Linked DNA regions of Homo sapiens: region 1 is linked to region 2. Evidence: read pairs that join two places in POLR2A ChIA-PET (ENCODE). Cell type or tissue: HepG2. All regions are shown on one strand.

Region 1 (8,000 bases), 460 kb after region 2:
AGGCCCCACCTCCAACATAGAGGATTATGATTTAACATTAGATTTGGGTGGGGATACAAATCCAAACTATATCAATGGTGTACAAAATTCTAAGGATGACAGTTGTGTACGAGATATAGTGAGCAACTAAGCCACACAGGAGCAATGACACTCAAGAACTAAATGTGAGTCAAGATTTTTGCTGCCACCATACCTGAGGAATTGTGTCTTATAAATTAAGTCTTTTAAATAAATATCAAAGATTATTAGTAACTGTACCAAATCGTCTTAACTATTGCTATTTACATGGAAGAGACTCATGGATGCAGGCATCCTGGTATAAAGTTGACATCATGAGTCAACAACTGTCATAACTGTATCAAGGGAATGGGTCATGATTTTCATGATTATGTTGTACAAACCAGTCAATTCTGTGTAAGTAGGCTGCTTAACACAAGATCAAAAAAAGAAGAATTACCTAAGACTAAATGAATGATTTAATTGTGGTTAACATTTTATTTTAAATGGTCATAAGAGAACAATACTTTCATCTCAATCTATCTCTAACCCCCAACTTAAGGTATACTTTATAGAAATAGTAATATCTTTCCCCCTCAGAGATCAGGGAGAAAAATATCCTGTGAAAGGTTTTAATATAGGTTATAAGCTAAAGAAGCCACCAAAAACATTTTATGAATGATTCTGTAGAAAAATACTGAATATAGGGCCGGGCATGGTGACTCACGCCTGTAATCCCAGCACTTTGGGAGGCCGAGGCAGGCAGATCACCTGAGGTCGGGAGTTGGAGACCAGCCTGGCCAACATGGCAAAACTCCATCTCTACTTAAAATACAAAAATTAGCTGGGCGTGGTGGCATGTGCCTGTAATACCAGCCACTCGGAAGGCTGATGCAGGAGAATCGCTTGAACCCTGAAGGCAGAGGTTGCAGTGAGCCAAGATCATGCCACCGCACTCCAGCCTGGGCGACAGAGCAAGATTCCATTTCAAAAAAAAAAAAAAAGAAAAAGAAAAATACTGAATATATTGTTCAGTCTTGTCCAGAAACTGCTTAGACCAATGATTAAATACTGTATAAAGTATCATAACTCAATCTTTTTACTTTTTATGACTCAGTTTACACAGTTTCCATAAGAATCTGTTCTCCTGCCTACCAGGATAAAATTGGGTAAGTCAGACCAGGCACGGTGGCTTATGCCTGTAATCCCAGCACTTTGGGAGGCTGAGGCAGGTGGATCACCTGAGGTGATCCTCTTGAGGTCAGGAGCTCGAGACCAGCCTGACCAACATGGTGAAACCCTGTCTCTACTAAAAATAGAAAAATAAGCTTGGTGTGGTGGTGGGTGCCTGTAATCCCAGCTACTCAGGAGGCTGAGGCAGGAGAATCACTTGAACTCAGAAGGCAGAGACTGGAGTGAGCCGAGATCACGCCATTGCACTCCAACGTGGGTGACAGAGCGAGACTCTGTCAAAAAAAAAAAGAAAGAAAGAAAGGCCGGGCGCGGTGGCTCACGAGGTCAGGAGATCGAGACCATCCTGGCTAACACAGTGAAACCCCGTCTCTACTAAAAATACAAACAATTAGCCGGGCATGGTGGCTGGTGCCTGTAGTCCCAGCTACTCGGGAGGCTGAGGCAGGAGAATGGCGTGAACCTGGGAGGCGGAGCTTGCAATGAGCAGAGATCTTGCCACTGCATTCCAGCCTGGGCGACACAGCAAGACAACGTCTCAAAAAAAAAAAAAAAATTGGATAAATCAAATTTGTAACCGTAACCACACTGGAAATGTGAAATTTAAAAATGAATTTCGGGCTGGGCTCAGTGGCTCACATCTATAACCACAGCACTTTGGGAGGCCGAAGCAGGCAGATCACTTGAGCTCAGGAGTTCGAGACTAGCCTGGCCAACATGGTGAAACCCCGTCTCTACTAAAAATACACAAATTAGCAGGGCGTGGTGGTGCATTTCTGTAATCCCAGCTACTCGGAAGGCTGAAGCACAAGAATTGCCTGAGTCTGGGAGGTAGAGGTTGCAGTGAGCCAAGATCATGCCACTGCATTCCAGCCTGGGCAACACAGCAAGACAGTGTCTCAAAAAACAAACAAACAAATAAATAAACACAAATTTCCTTTAATTAGGTATGACAGGGAACAAAAATTGCATCTTTTTTCTTTTTTTTGAGATGGAGTTTTGTTCTGTCACCCACGCTGGAGTGTAGTGGCGCAATCTTGGCTCACTGCAACCTCTGCCTTCCGGATTCAAACGATTCTCCTGCCTCAGCCTCCCAAGGATTGCATCTTAAATATAGAAATCATGCCTACTAAATCTTCACAAGAAATCAATTTAGTATCTCTTCCACAGCTTATAGATTCCAAGCTTTGAAGAGAATAAAGAATAGTATTTCCCAAAAAACCAGGAATACTGACAAATGTGGGAATCTCAGAGAACCCCAAGATACCCTACAATTATAGGTACTGCAGATGAAAGCTCATTAAGTCAGATGATGCGGTTTCTGGTAGTGGAGACAAGCTAATAAATAAATAAGTCAATTATAGCAGTTCACAAAACATCCATACAGAGGTTAACTCTTACCTTCCTATCAAATGGACATAGTTTTGTTAAGCACACAATAGGGATGTATTTCTGTATTTTAAATCAACACCTCATTAGACCTATGTGAATCAAATGGCTAAAGAAAACATGAAAATATACCAAATCGGAAAATCATTTAACAAACTTTATGGCCAAATCTGTGCCTTAAGAGGCTGGAGCTTGATTTCAAGGAAGGGCTATGGATGAAAAATGATACTTTGTCTCAATTTTGAGTAAGCATGTCCAGCAGATGTTTTTAAAGGAGGGCAAGGAGGAATCCTATGTGGAATTAGTGCCCAAAATAAATGCCTTCATCCCTAACTTTGCCAATGATGAATGCTGCCAAACCTTGCAGATATGACAATCAATGTGAGAAAATGGCTGCTTTTTCACCAGGAAGATGTTTACTGTAAATTTAGTGAATTTAGTAATCGTGTGGCGTTTTTTCCTTTAAATACCCGTTTGTTTTTTAATGAGTCAGTCCTAAAACTGGTCTCCATCACAAACCTTTACAAGTAAACTACTTTCTTAAATGCTTATTTACCTTACTAATGAGTGGTAATATGAAACCGACCTTTCCAAGTTACTTTTTAAATGCATTTACATTCTAGCTCCAGAAATCAAGAATATTATTTTCATAAATCTCCCTGTACTGCAGGGCTCCCTGCACATAGTTGCTTCTTAATAAATATTCATGACTGACTAATTGATTCACCAATTGATTAAAGCTAGAGATATGTGTGAGGCACAGATGCTAAGCATTTTATATATCTAATCATATTTAACCCTCACAACACTACCATGTAGGTGGTAACACCACATTTTAAAGATAAAGAACACTGAGAGGAGACACTAATTGCCCAGGTCCCAATACAAAACTACTGTTCTTTCCACTTCACTGTATAACTAACTGATTTTAGGAAAATTTTTTGTTTTTTCTTTTGTTCTTCTTTTCTTTCTTCATTTTTTTATTTATTTTTATCTTTCAATGTTTAAATCATTTAAAGTAAGTTTGGTGGGGGAAGAGGATTATACAAACCTAAAATACAAAATAATTATATCATTCCATCTTTTCCTCAAACCCTTATTAATTTACATACGTAGGTTCTTCACAGTCATATTTTAGAAACTTTTTATTAACAAGCAACTGGTTCTTAATGGATGACATTGAAAACTGTTTTTCCTAAAAGCAACTATTTATTATTTTTCATATGTAAAGTGCCTGTCAAATCTTCCCATGACAATTCATCATGTGGGTATTTGCCATCTGAGTAAATTACATGTTTGATTAAAAAAAAAAAGTTCTGACATCTGTGGATAATGAGTTAAATAAAAGAAAATAATTAGAATATCTTATTCCCTTTTTTTTTTCACCTCCACCTAAAACGAAGGAATTCTATTCTTTCAATAAGCAAGTATTTATTGAATATTAAGGGAGGCATGGTGGAAAGCAAGGCATGGTGGAAAGCAATCTTACACTTTTAATAGTGGTCTTATCATACCTTATTAGAAAGGATTTGTCTTAAAAAATTGTCAGATATATCAATAAGATATGATTCCTAACCCCAGGAAACTTATAAAGTACTACACAAAAAACAAATAACTATAAATATAAAAGTGGAAAGGAATAAATGCCTTTAAAAAATATATGAAGTAAAGCAAAGAAAAATTAGAGAATTTCCAGTTGAGAGCAACAACATGCTTTAATAGGCATACTATGTGGGTGCCATGGCAACTATGACTTTTATTCACAAAAACCAAGGATTTGTATCACAGAGCTATTAAGAGTTCTCCTAACACACTACCTTCCTTTCTGGCTCTAAGATTTTGAACATACTATTTATTCTCTTTACTAGTATTATCTGTCTAATTCATTCCTTAAAATACAACTCCCATAAAATCTCCTTGATCTCCTTCCAACACTCTCACCACTTTCTGTACCCTACAAAAATATATATTGTTTTACTTGTCATATTCTGTAGAAAGCTACTTTTAACTACTTACTTATTAATCAGGTAAGTTTTGCCTATATGCAGAGAATTTACAACCACAATCTTTTTACCTGTGTATATTACAAGGCCCTTGGAAGTCACATTTTCGGCCAGGCACAGTGGCTCACACCTGTAATCCCAACATTTTGGGAGGCCAAGAGGGGAGGATTGCTTGAGCCCAGGAGTTCAAGACCAGCCTGGGCAACAAGGCAAGACCCCCATCTCCACAAAAAAAAAAAAAAAAAAAAATTACAAAATTAGCTGGGTTTGGTGGCATGTGCCTGTAGTCCAAGCTACCTAGGAGGCTGAGTCAGGAGGATCCCTTGAGCCCAGGAGGTCAAGGTTACAGTGAGCCATGATCACACCACTGCACTCCAGCTGGAGTGACAGAGTGAGACCCTAGTCTCAATTAAAAAAAAAAAAAGTCATATTTTCCATCATGGAAAATGTATATTTTATACATACAGTTATAAACAGAGAAAAAAAAATCTGGATAAAATAATGCAAACATAAACTATTCAAACAATTGTCACTCGATTCATCTACAGTCCTTTTGAATTAAGCAAGTTAACCTGTAAAGTTCAAAAATACTACACTGAGTTTTAAAAATTTGAAATTCTAATTCTTGCAAAACTAATCATAATGTTTTCAACGGCAAGCAGAGAGGGGAAGAATTCTATCAAATATAAATATTTATAATAACTGGGACCCCAACCACAAATCATGAACACAAAACCCCCAAAATACCATTTCAATGGAAAATATACAGTTATACTATAACTGAACCTAAATCTTAAAAGAGAAATAGTTTTCAGTACCAAATTATGAAGTACTTTGAGACCACTTCTCCCAATTCCTTATATAGCAGAAAATGCTATTCATTAATATCCATTTCTCTTTTATAAAATTCTCTAGTTTTAGCTAAGCATATGATTATCCAGCTAGATATATTTCCCAGACTTCCTTTCCCAGCTAAATATGTCCCAATGACTAAATGATCACACATAAACCATGAGTCAAAGTGCTATGTGCCACTTCCATATCATGCTCTCAAAAGAAAGAATATGCACTCCCATTGTTCTTTCTTCCTTGCCTCTAGCTAGTAAAACTAGAGAGTAATCATGTTTCACCTAGTGATGGAAGCCATATGTTAAGGCAAAACCACTTACAAACTCTAAACAGTCTTACTTTGTATGGTTACATGAGAAAAAAACATGTGTCATCTTTAAACAACAGGAATGGAGTCTCCTATACTGTGGCAGCTTAGTTTTTACTCTAATGGAATTCACTTCTGACATTTACCACCTAAAAGGAAATAAAAGAGTTCAAAAGCAGTCTCTCTTTTCCCTTACATGCTTTTTCCTATGACATTCTATCTAATAAGAGTAACAGGGCAGATATACATCTAAGGCTCCAAAGCCTTAGCTGGGAATAAGCTGCAGCAGTCAAGTCATCCTTTATTGTTCCATCAAACTCTTTCTCCTGGTCCTCAAAACAGCAGATTCCCTTTCCATCTTTTTAGCTTTATCCTTCTACAAAATGGTAGGCATTATCACTGAGAATTACTGAACCAAAGAAAGTTCCTTTTACAGCTTTGACAGTTCTGAGGACAACTATTCTAACATACAAATCAAATTTCTTATTAGAATGTTAAATTATTAGAATGCCAAGAGTGATGGACACATAATTTCTAGGTATCAAACCAGATAATACTTCCCCAAAGTAGCATAGGGCTATACAAACAACAAAGAAAGGGAGAACGGATCATATATAGTAAGACATTATGGCATTACTACCTCACATCACCATCATACAAAGGGGTCCTCTCTCCCAAATACAGCTAGTTACTACCAGTTATTGGATATAAAAGAACACAAAATGTTTCTTATAATATTCTGAGCAATGGAAAACTGCAGACATGAATAAGTGCATATTTCTGATGGCAAAGTTAATAAGTCATCTTCATTTCCCAGATTCTCATATTCATATAGGTCCAACTATAAAGACTCTCAGGAAGGTATAACTGTTCCCTTAGGCCTATGGTATTTTTTTTTTTTTTTTGAAAAGTGGCTGAGGTACCTGAGTCATCCTCTTAAAGATTCTAAACTCCAAATGATCGAAATTTAAAATTGAAACATTCACACCATATAAACAAGCACTAGTAGCCCTGATCTACTTATTCTTAACTGAAAGTGCTCCCCAGCACTCACTCTCTGTCTCCAATACAAAATGGTTTCCACCATGCAAGCTGAATCATCTATAAAAAGTTTAATTTTCTTTGTTTTCAACAAATTAAAATGCCTGGAGGAGCCCCTGATTTACTCTGTGGATGGCAGGACAATCTGAGAAAGAACATGGCAAAGTAATGTTTAAATACTCTTGGCCTCTCTAATAAAATATAAGGTCAAACAAGCAAGAAGTTTAAAAGAGAGTTCCACTAAAGGATAGGCAATTTCTAAGTACTCTAGGAAAGTGACAAGGACTATGGTCTCTGAAGCTAATTAATGACATTAAGGTAATCTGTTTAAATAATGTTAAAACATCACCTAATTTTTCAATCAATAATATGCCCCACAACTGTTAGAAACTCAAAAGGCAGGAACTTTATTCTCAAGCTTCTTTATACATGTGACTCCCTTGAAAAACAAGGTATGCAGCCAATGCATAAATTTTCCATAGGCCTCAAAACCTAAAAGAAAAAATTATAATAGAAATCCTTCTAAACTAAATCACACGCTCATTTCCCTTCTGAAATAGGTTAAATATAACAATATTCTCTGATTCAGAATCATTAATAAAATCATCAATTAATAATGAACATTCTATAACTACTGATTCAGCTCTGGGAATACTGATTCCCAAACTAAATAGCCTCATAACTAAGTTTATAAATTATTGCTTCTAACAGTAGAAATATAACCCTCCTTTACTATCATGATGCTGGACATCATTTCTTTTCCCTACCAAAATGCATTTCTCAAGTAGCACTTCTAATTTTTTACTCCTCATCTGTTATAGTCTAGAAACCAAGTATAATAATAAACCAGAACTAGAAAAAGTTCTCAACTTTCACAAAAAAGTAAAATATCTAAGCTGTTATAAGCAGTGTTGCTTGAAAAAGACCCAAAGGCAGGGATTTTTCATTAAAAAAGATAAACTGCTTAAGAAAGGCCAATAATATCTTAATATTTTATATCCATTTTCTAGATTTATTTTCATAAAGCCAATAATATTTTATCATTTGAGTTCTATATTTCCGTGATTTCTTCTTTTCATTCCTCCACTAATTTACAAGTTTAGTTCAATAAAAATGTTATTTTGGCAATAAACTGACTCCTGAATCAATTATTTAAAAGATATAAAGTAGAATTACAGCTGAAATACATCCTTATTAATCAAGATAATCTTTTTCAATGCAAT
Region 2 (8,000 bases):
CAGGTTGCAATTAAAATCGACTTCGACTTCGCACCAGGTTCTTTTGATGATCAGTACCAAGGCTGTAGCAAACAGGTTATGGAGAAACTAACTCAAGGGGATTATTTCACAAAAGACATAGAAGCCCAGAAGAATTATTTTAGGATGTGGCAAAAAGCCCACTTAGCCTGGCTTAACCAAGGAAAAGTTCTACCCCAGAACATGACTACCACACACGCTGTGGCTATTTTGTTTTATACATTGAACAGCAATGTTCATTCTGACTTTACTAGAGCCATGGCCTCTGTTGCCAGGACTCCACAGCAGTATGAACGTTCATTCCACTTCAAATATTTACACTACTACCTCACCTCAGCAATCCAGCTGCTGAGGAAAGACAGCATCATGGAGAATGGCACTCTGTGCTATGAGGTGCATTATAGGACGAAGGATGTCCACTTTAATGCCTACACAGGGGCCACCATTCGATTTGGCCAATTCCTCTCCACATCCCTCCTGAAAGAAGAGGCACAGGAGTTTGGGAACCAGACACTATTTACCATATTCACCTGCCTGGGTGCACCTGTACAGTACTTCTCCCTCAAGAAGGAAGTCTTGATCCCTCCCTATGAGCTGTTTAAAGTTATAAATATGAGCTACCACCCAAGAGGAGACTGGTTGCAGTTGAGGTCAACTGGGAACCTGAGCACATATAACTGTCAGCTGCTAAAAGGTATTCTTTATCTAAATTGAGGCCACTCAGGATCACAGACCACTGCTCTTTTATAAAAGTTATTTTTTCTCAGTGGGTTTTTGGGGAAAGATCAAAAACATGAAAACTAGCCTTCGGTAATGATGGAACTGATAGATTAGAGAAAATCCACTTTATTTATTGACTTCTCTTTTCTTCCTACTCCATTACCTCCAGGACAATAAGTTCTGCAGTGAAATTATTATGTAAAAAATTGCAGACAGACAGAGTAAAGCTTGACTGGAAGGTGGAGCATAAAGATAGCACTTTTACCTTCTCCCTCAAACTCATTGCTTTTCTCATTGTCATTACATGGATAAGGAGTTCTAAAAGTAAAGCAAGAGGCAAGATATTTATTCATTAATTTTCTGTTCATTAATCATCTTCTATTGTGATGGGGGCCCTGGAAATACAGAATGAATAAAGCAAAATTATAACCTAGGAGGATTTTTAGTCTAACGAGAAATGGAAATATGAACAAATGTATACACTCAAAAGTACTAAGTGATATACCAAATATTTAAGCAAACAGCTGTGGCTGCTCAGTGCAGGGAGCTACTCATTCTCTCCAGGAAAAGTGAGGAAGGCTTCATAATAGCCATATGGAACTTGTCGTGAGAATGGGGGTTTTCAATGAAAGAAAAGTCATTTTAAGCAAAGAATACCTTGCTGTGGTTTGAATGTGTCTTCCAATAAGTTCCTGTGTTGGAAGCTTAATCTCCAATGCAACAGTGGTATGAAATGGGCTCTAATAAGAGTTGATTGGACCTTTCCTAATAAGAGATGATTGGATAAATGGATTAATGTTGTTGTCATGTGAGCAGGTTAGTTATTGTGAGAGTGTGTCATTGTAAAGAGAATCTGATCACTGGAGCCTCTCTCTGTCTTGTGTACCAACTTCTCTTCCACCATGCTATGGTATAGCATAAAGGCCCTCACCAGATGCTGGAGCCATGCTCTTGGACTTCCCATCCTCCAGAATTGTGAGAAATAAATTTATTTTCTTTACAGATTACGCAGTCTGTGATACTCTGTTATTGCAACAGAAAACAGACTAAGACACAGCATATGTTAATCACAAGGATTTCAAACAGCCTGGTGTCTTCAGGGACTCTGAAATTCTGGATGGCTGGTGTGTAGGATGTGTAGGATATGGGAAAAGAATAGGAGTAGGAAGGGAGGAGGGGATTTATCCAGGTAGGAGAATTCTGATGGGGCTTCATTATAAAAGGTCTTGTATTTCATGCTAAGGACCTTTTAATTTTATGCTGTAGGTAATAAGAAGTAATTAGAAGTTTTTAAGGAGTAGAAATCAATTTGGTCAACATCTTAGAAAGGGCTCTGATGACACTGTGAAAAATGAACTGAAGCAGGAAAATTTAGAGATATCAAAATACAAAAAAAAGTTAAACTTTTTTTAAGAAAAACATGGCTGATTGAATTTTATGTTGCCACCTAGCCATTTCATGGAGGGGTAGTTGTGTAGCAAATCCTGTGCCCTTTTTGATTCAGAAAAAAAAAAAAAAAGACTGTTCATATGTAAATTTATTCACACTCACAGTCAGCTGGAACCCAGTTGCAGGGTCTACCTTCAATATATCCCCAAATTTGTCTTCGCTTTATCATTATTGCTATGATTTATAATTCAGGCTCTCAGCATTTCTCAACATTTCAGGGCAGTAGTGTTGCAAAAGTGTTCAAACTGGCATCCACACTGAGGTCTAGAATCTGCTCACTCTGTCCTAGCCATAAATACAGACCAGGGAGAGGAGACCTATCAATACTTTCATCTCCTCACATGTCACCTTGGAAACATGGCAGCAAAACGAGTGAAATGAGTATCTGCCCCACAGACACAGGAGATTAGTGTTTGTAGAGGATGAAAAACTATAGTAGAATATGAAGAAAACAGTGAGATTTTGATAATAAATGAAAACATTCATAGCCAGGTTCCAGGATTCTTTGGAACTACACCTGACTAGGATATGATTACTTCATTCTCATCATGAATTTGGAACATATAATTCTTCACTAGGATAGTAAGCACAGTAAAATATATTCAATGAAAAATTACAGAAGATTTATATTAAGCATTGAGTGGGAAACTGAGGGAAAGGAGTATATAATATAAACCATTACTCACATTCTGCCACTCTATAAACCTCAAAGAAAAATATTTCAGGACACCCCCACCCAAATTAATGATCTTTGCTTTCCTATGGCGAAACTACCCAAATGCAACTTTAACTTAGTTTTGAGTTAAGGTTTAGCTGGGGTAGCCACATAGATCACTAAATTCTGACAGTTCGGTTGGTCTTAATGAAATATTTGGAATCACCAATCACACTTAAGGGAATCAATAATCTTGTGTCGCTCTATAAGCTCCCTGGGGGCAGGAACTCGACTAGTATTTGAGGAACTAGTATTTGAGAACTAGGCAGGCAGGCAGTTTGAGCCCAGACCCACTCTGTTTGAATTTATATCCCACTGTACCACTTAATAGCTATGTGTTCTTGGTCAAGTTGCTTAAACTCTTTTTTCATCTACCTAATAATTATCGTAACAGAACCTCAGAAGACTTTTGTGAAAATGAAATAAAATGTAAAATTATTGGCCAAGTGCGGTGGCTCACACCCGTAATCCCAGCATTTTGGGAGGCCGAGGTGGGTGGATCAATTGAGGCCAGGAGTTTGAGACCAGCCTGGCCAACATGGTGAAACCTCGTCTCTACAAAAAGATACAAAAAGTAGCCAGGTATCATGGCACATACATGCAGTCCCAGCTACTGAGGAGGCTGAGGTAGGAGAATCGCTTGAATCCAGGAGGCGGAGGTTTCAGTAAGCTGAAATCATGCCACTGCACTCCAGCCTGGGCGATAGAGTGAGACTCCATCTTAAAAGAAAAATAAATAAATAAAATTATTTATATATTCTATAGCATATAATAATGGTAAATTAGTGTTAGCTATTACTAACTTCAGTCCTCTGGCACATAGAAGTGCCCAGCCTATTTTGTTGAATGAGTGAATGAATGATGGTGAATATACCTCTAAGCAATCTGAGCCTTAGACTACATGACCATCTAACACAATTAATTAAAAACAGTTCCAATATTTGAAGAAGGGAAGATATTCTAGAAGCTTCAACCCCTAGTCAAAAGTAAGCTGTTGTCACAATGTAAATGATCAACATGGTCACTTGCAATGTGAGTTACCGTAACTAAATTTTTCCCAGAAATTTATCAATTAGAAGCTTGTGTGGCCATGCAGAAAAGCTTGTAAACGGCAGAATAAAAATACCACTGGTCATGATGTGAATCATCCCGTTGTTTGGGGGATCCACAGTCTACACTGTGAGTCACTTAGTAGCCCTCTCAGTGATCAGATCTGCTGTCTCGGTATTGCAGTGTTTGTTTTCAAGTGACCCTCATTTTATTTCATAATGGCCCCAAAGTGCAAGAATAGTGATCTTGGTGATTCAGATATGCCCAAGAGAAAGTGCCTCCTTTGAATGAAAAGTTTAAAGTTCTCAACTTAATATTTTCTTTATAAATTGAAGTGAAGAGGGAAGAGATAGGTCAGAGGCATCATATAATCAGCCAAGAGCTGGAATTGGAGCATTTTCTCACCCTCCACAGCTACGAAACTATCTGGGAAGGTAAAAGAAGGAGAGGAATAAGCTCACATTGCAGGGATGCCTTTCTTCCTTTGATCCCAGACTCTGACTAAGGGTTGCAGAGAAGGCTGGTCCATCCTCTGGTTCTACCTGACCTACCTAAGCCTCATCTGCCATTGGCTAGTTAGCATCACAGTCATTTAGTTGAGGGCAAAAAATTGCAGTAATGCCCCCTTACCTATGGTTTTGCTTTCTCTGGTTTCAGTTACCCGCAGAATATATTAAATGGACAATTCCAGAGATAAAGAATTCCTAAGTTTTAAATGGTATGCCATTCTGAGTGGTGTGATGAAATCTTGTGCCTTCCCTCTTGGGATGTGAATCATCCACAGTCTACACTGTGAGTCACTTAGTAGCCCTCTCGGTTATCAGATCTGCTGTCTCGGTACTGCAGTGTTTGTTTTCAAGTGACCCTCATTTTATTTCATAATGGCCCCAAAGTGAAAGAATAGTGATCTTGGAGATTCAGATATGCCCAAGAGAAAGCGCCTCCTTTGAATGAAAAGTTTAAAGTTCTCAACTTAATAGAAAGAAAGAAAAAATTGTATGCTGAGGTTGCTAAGATCTACTGTAAAAATGAATCTTCTACCTGTGGAATTGTGAAGAAGGAAAAAGAAATTCATGCTAGTTTTGCTGCCACACTTCAAACTTTATCATTGATGATATATATATATATGTATATACATACATACACATATGAAAATAACATAGGGTTCACTACTACCTGTAGTTTCAGGAATCCACTGAATGTCTTGGAATGTATCCACTAAGGATAAAGGGACACTACTGAATACAGTCTTGGACAGGACACAATATCTATCTCTTATGATTTAAAAAATGTTTGATTGCCAGCCAGGTGCAGTGGCTCACACCTATAATCTCAGCACTTTGGGAGGTCGAGGCAGGTGGATCACAAGGTCAGGAGATCGAGACCAGCCTGACCAACATGGTGAAAGCCGTCTCTACTAAAAATACAAAAATTAGCCAGGAGTGGTGGCACGAGCCTGTAATCCCAGCTACTCAGGAGGCTGAGGCAGTAGAATCACTTGAACCCAGGAGGCAGAGGTGGCAGTGAGCCAAGATCGCGCCACTGCACTCCAGCCTGGGCAACAGAATGAGACTCCGTCAAAAAAAAAAAAAAAGTTTGATTGCCTTCAGAATGTTTTCAGTTATTCGCTACAGTGTTGTTTGTTTGTTTCTTTGTTTCTTTGTTTTTCTCTCAATCAGTAAGCGAAGGAACATCAGAAAGGTCCTTAAAGTGATTTATTTTAACTGATAAGTAGTACTTACCCCAACATTCTGGAGCAGTATTGGACTGAGCCATACATGAACAATAAGAGGAAGGAGGTAGTGTGTCTTTCTTATCTGGGATCCTTAACAGGGAGGAAGTAAGATCAGTGGACTCTCCCCAGACCCAACTTTCTAGATAGCTACCATTTCCCACTTCACTGCTCCACTAACCCCAGCCTAGGGAATTCACAGATGGTGTTCTGGAACACTGATATCTAACTCCTCACGAAACTGTAATCTTCTCTGGACACTATTTCTCATTCTTTCAGCTTCGTTTTGTTTCATGAGCAGGAGCCACAAGCTATTCTGTGTCCCCAGAAGTCCCTATAAGCCAAGTGAATTATGTTTTCTCTCCTGTTCCCTCTCAATCTGACAGACGTGATACTGGAAAGACCACTTGAAGACCTTTAAAATTACCCAGCAGCATACTGTAATTCTCCCAAAGAAGAGACAGTATATTTAAGAGCATAGCTTCTCCAGTCCTTCAATTTATGCTAAAATCAGTCCTGTTAGCATGTAACTCAAGTTTAAAGAGTTTCCAGGAATCTGTTGCTTTTAGAGAGACAAGAGATCAAATTAATAGAATTATACTATTTAAGGAAGTAAATTTGCAAAAGGAAAAATTGTCATTCTAAACTAACAGCTTTCCTCTCTAATTATTCCATCACCCCTCACATGACCTGTACTGGTTGCCATAGAAACAGGTGTCTTCATGCCCATTGGAAGACTCAAAATATGTTAACAGAATGTTAGTTATTTGCCCTTAAATCTTGCTTCTTTCAGCAAAATAACCTATGCCAAAAATCTGTAGACACACAAATACATGCTCTGTTCTATATCATTGGATTCACAAAGAACAGGGATTTATTTGTTAAAATGTTTCACATAATCAAAATTCTTAACATGTTTCTAGAGAAATATAGGCAATTGTTTGTAGTCAGCCTGGTTTTACATGTAAACTTCACTTTTTAAAAACCTGTACGATTCTAGTGGGGAGAAAATGAATGAATGCATGTAAAATCTCTTAGAATAGTATCTGACAAATGTTAAGTACTCAAAACTTTTAAGATACTATTATCATTATTATTATTTATTTTATTAGCTTTCTATTTTGCCTGTTTTCTTTTACTCTGGGCTTCAATTATCTAAAATTAGTTTACCCTATTTGTGGCATCACAATGACCTTGAAGTAGAGTGTCTGTCTCAGATAAATGGATGAAAGAATGAGTCATTGAATAAATCTGGGAGACCACACGGCATGGTGGAAAGTGAATAAACTTTGGAGCCAGAAAGATTTGGGTATATGTTAGTAGCTAGGTGACCTTGTGCAAATGACTTAACCTCTGAGCCTGTTTCTTCATTTATAAAATGGAAGTGATACTCATCTTGTGGGAATGTTGTGATAGCATTGGTGTCTCTGCCTCCTTTCAAACACAACTGAGAAACTCTGGGAAAGTACTTTGCACATGGAAGTGGGATAATGGTTTAATGGCACAAGCATGTGCTTCAGTGAAATTGATAGTAAGAAGAGAAACAAAGGAAGAGGCAGAAGGAATAACGCTTTTCATTTTCGGGTGCTAAGTTTTTGCTAGGTAATATTCTACAATATTAACACTCTTGCTCCTTGCATTTTGACAGAAAGAGGCTATAGATAGCATTTGCCTCAAACACTAGACTTGGTATACTGCACGTCAGCTTTACCTTTTTCTGTTTAAGGACTATTTACTTCTGAACAGTCTGATAAAATTCAGATTCAGACTTCATGAAATAAAAGTTATAATCATTATGTATTTCTTCCAGACTTTATACCCTAAGGCAGAGATGACCAAAATCAGGTTATAATACACTGATAAAATGATATTTGTTTGGCAGTTTAGTTTACAAAACGCTTGGACACCCATTATCTGTTTAGTTTTCACAATCACCCTGTAAGTCAGGTTATTGACTCCGCTGTACTGATGTGAATGCTGAGATTCAGAGAGCTTAAGGGATTTGCGTAAAATTATTCATAGTTTACAAATGACAAAAATAGGATCCTTCCCCATGTTTTCTAATAAGAATTCCAGGACAATATTCTCCATAGACTGGTTTCAGGGGATTCATCCATTCTTCAACAAATATAGCTGAGAAACTACCGTTAGTTTTAAGCTTCTTGACTATGACTGTTTACATTATAAATCAGTTCACACACACATAAATATGCAAATACACACATATTCATAAAATACAACAGTTACCCTTTTCATAGGCAGTGTTAATGCTAGTGTTTCTATTCTAACTTATTTTATTACATTATTAAACAATGA

What was found. Peaks named below come from ENCODE experiments on the same cell type or tissue, not always from the same donor. Only the 100,000 strongest peaks of a DNase experiment are listed, where the experiment ranks them.
Region 1: POLR2A ChIA-PET joins it to region 2 with 10 read pairs; 2 of 35 experiments call an interaction of 5 or more read pairs at or near these places.

The regions. Positions count from the first base shown.
Region 1 is chr12:14,371,102-14,379,101 of GRCh38, reverse strand. All of the region lies in intron 1 of ATF7IP (activating transcription factor 7 interacting protein), which reads right to left. Among named protein-coding and RNA genes, the nearest start is that of ATF7IP, 9.4 kb to the right of the region's middle. In HepG2, no CTCF peak of the experiment used is centred here; no DNase peak of the experiment used is centred here.
Region 2 is chr12:14,833,157-14,841,156 of GRCh38, reverse strand. ART4 (ADP-ribosyltransferase 4 (inactive) (Dombrock blood group)) reads left to right here. Exons shown (of 3, transcript NM_021071.4): 2 at 4-712. Among named protein-coding and RNA genes, the nearest start is that of ART4, 6.4 kb to the left of the region's middle. In HepG2, no CTCF peak of the experiment used is centred here; DNase peaks (open chromatin) are centred at 326, 4,096, 4,446, 4,736 and 1 weaker place; H3K4me3 peaks cover 376 bases.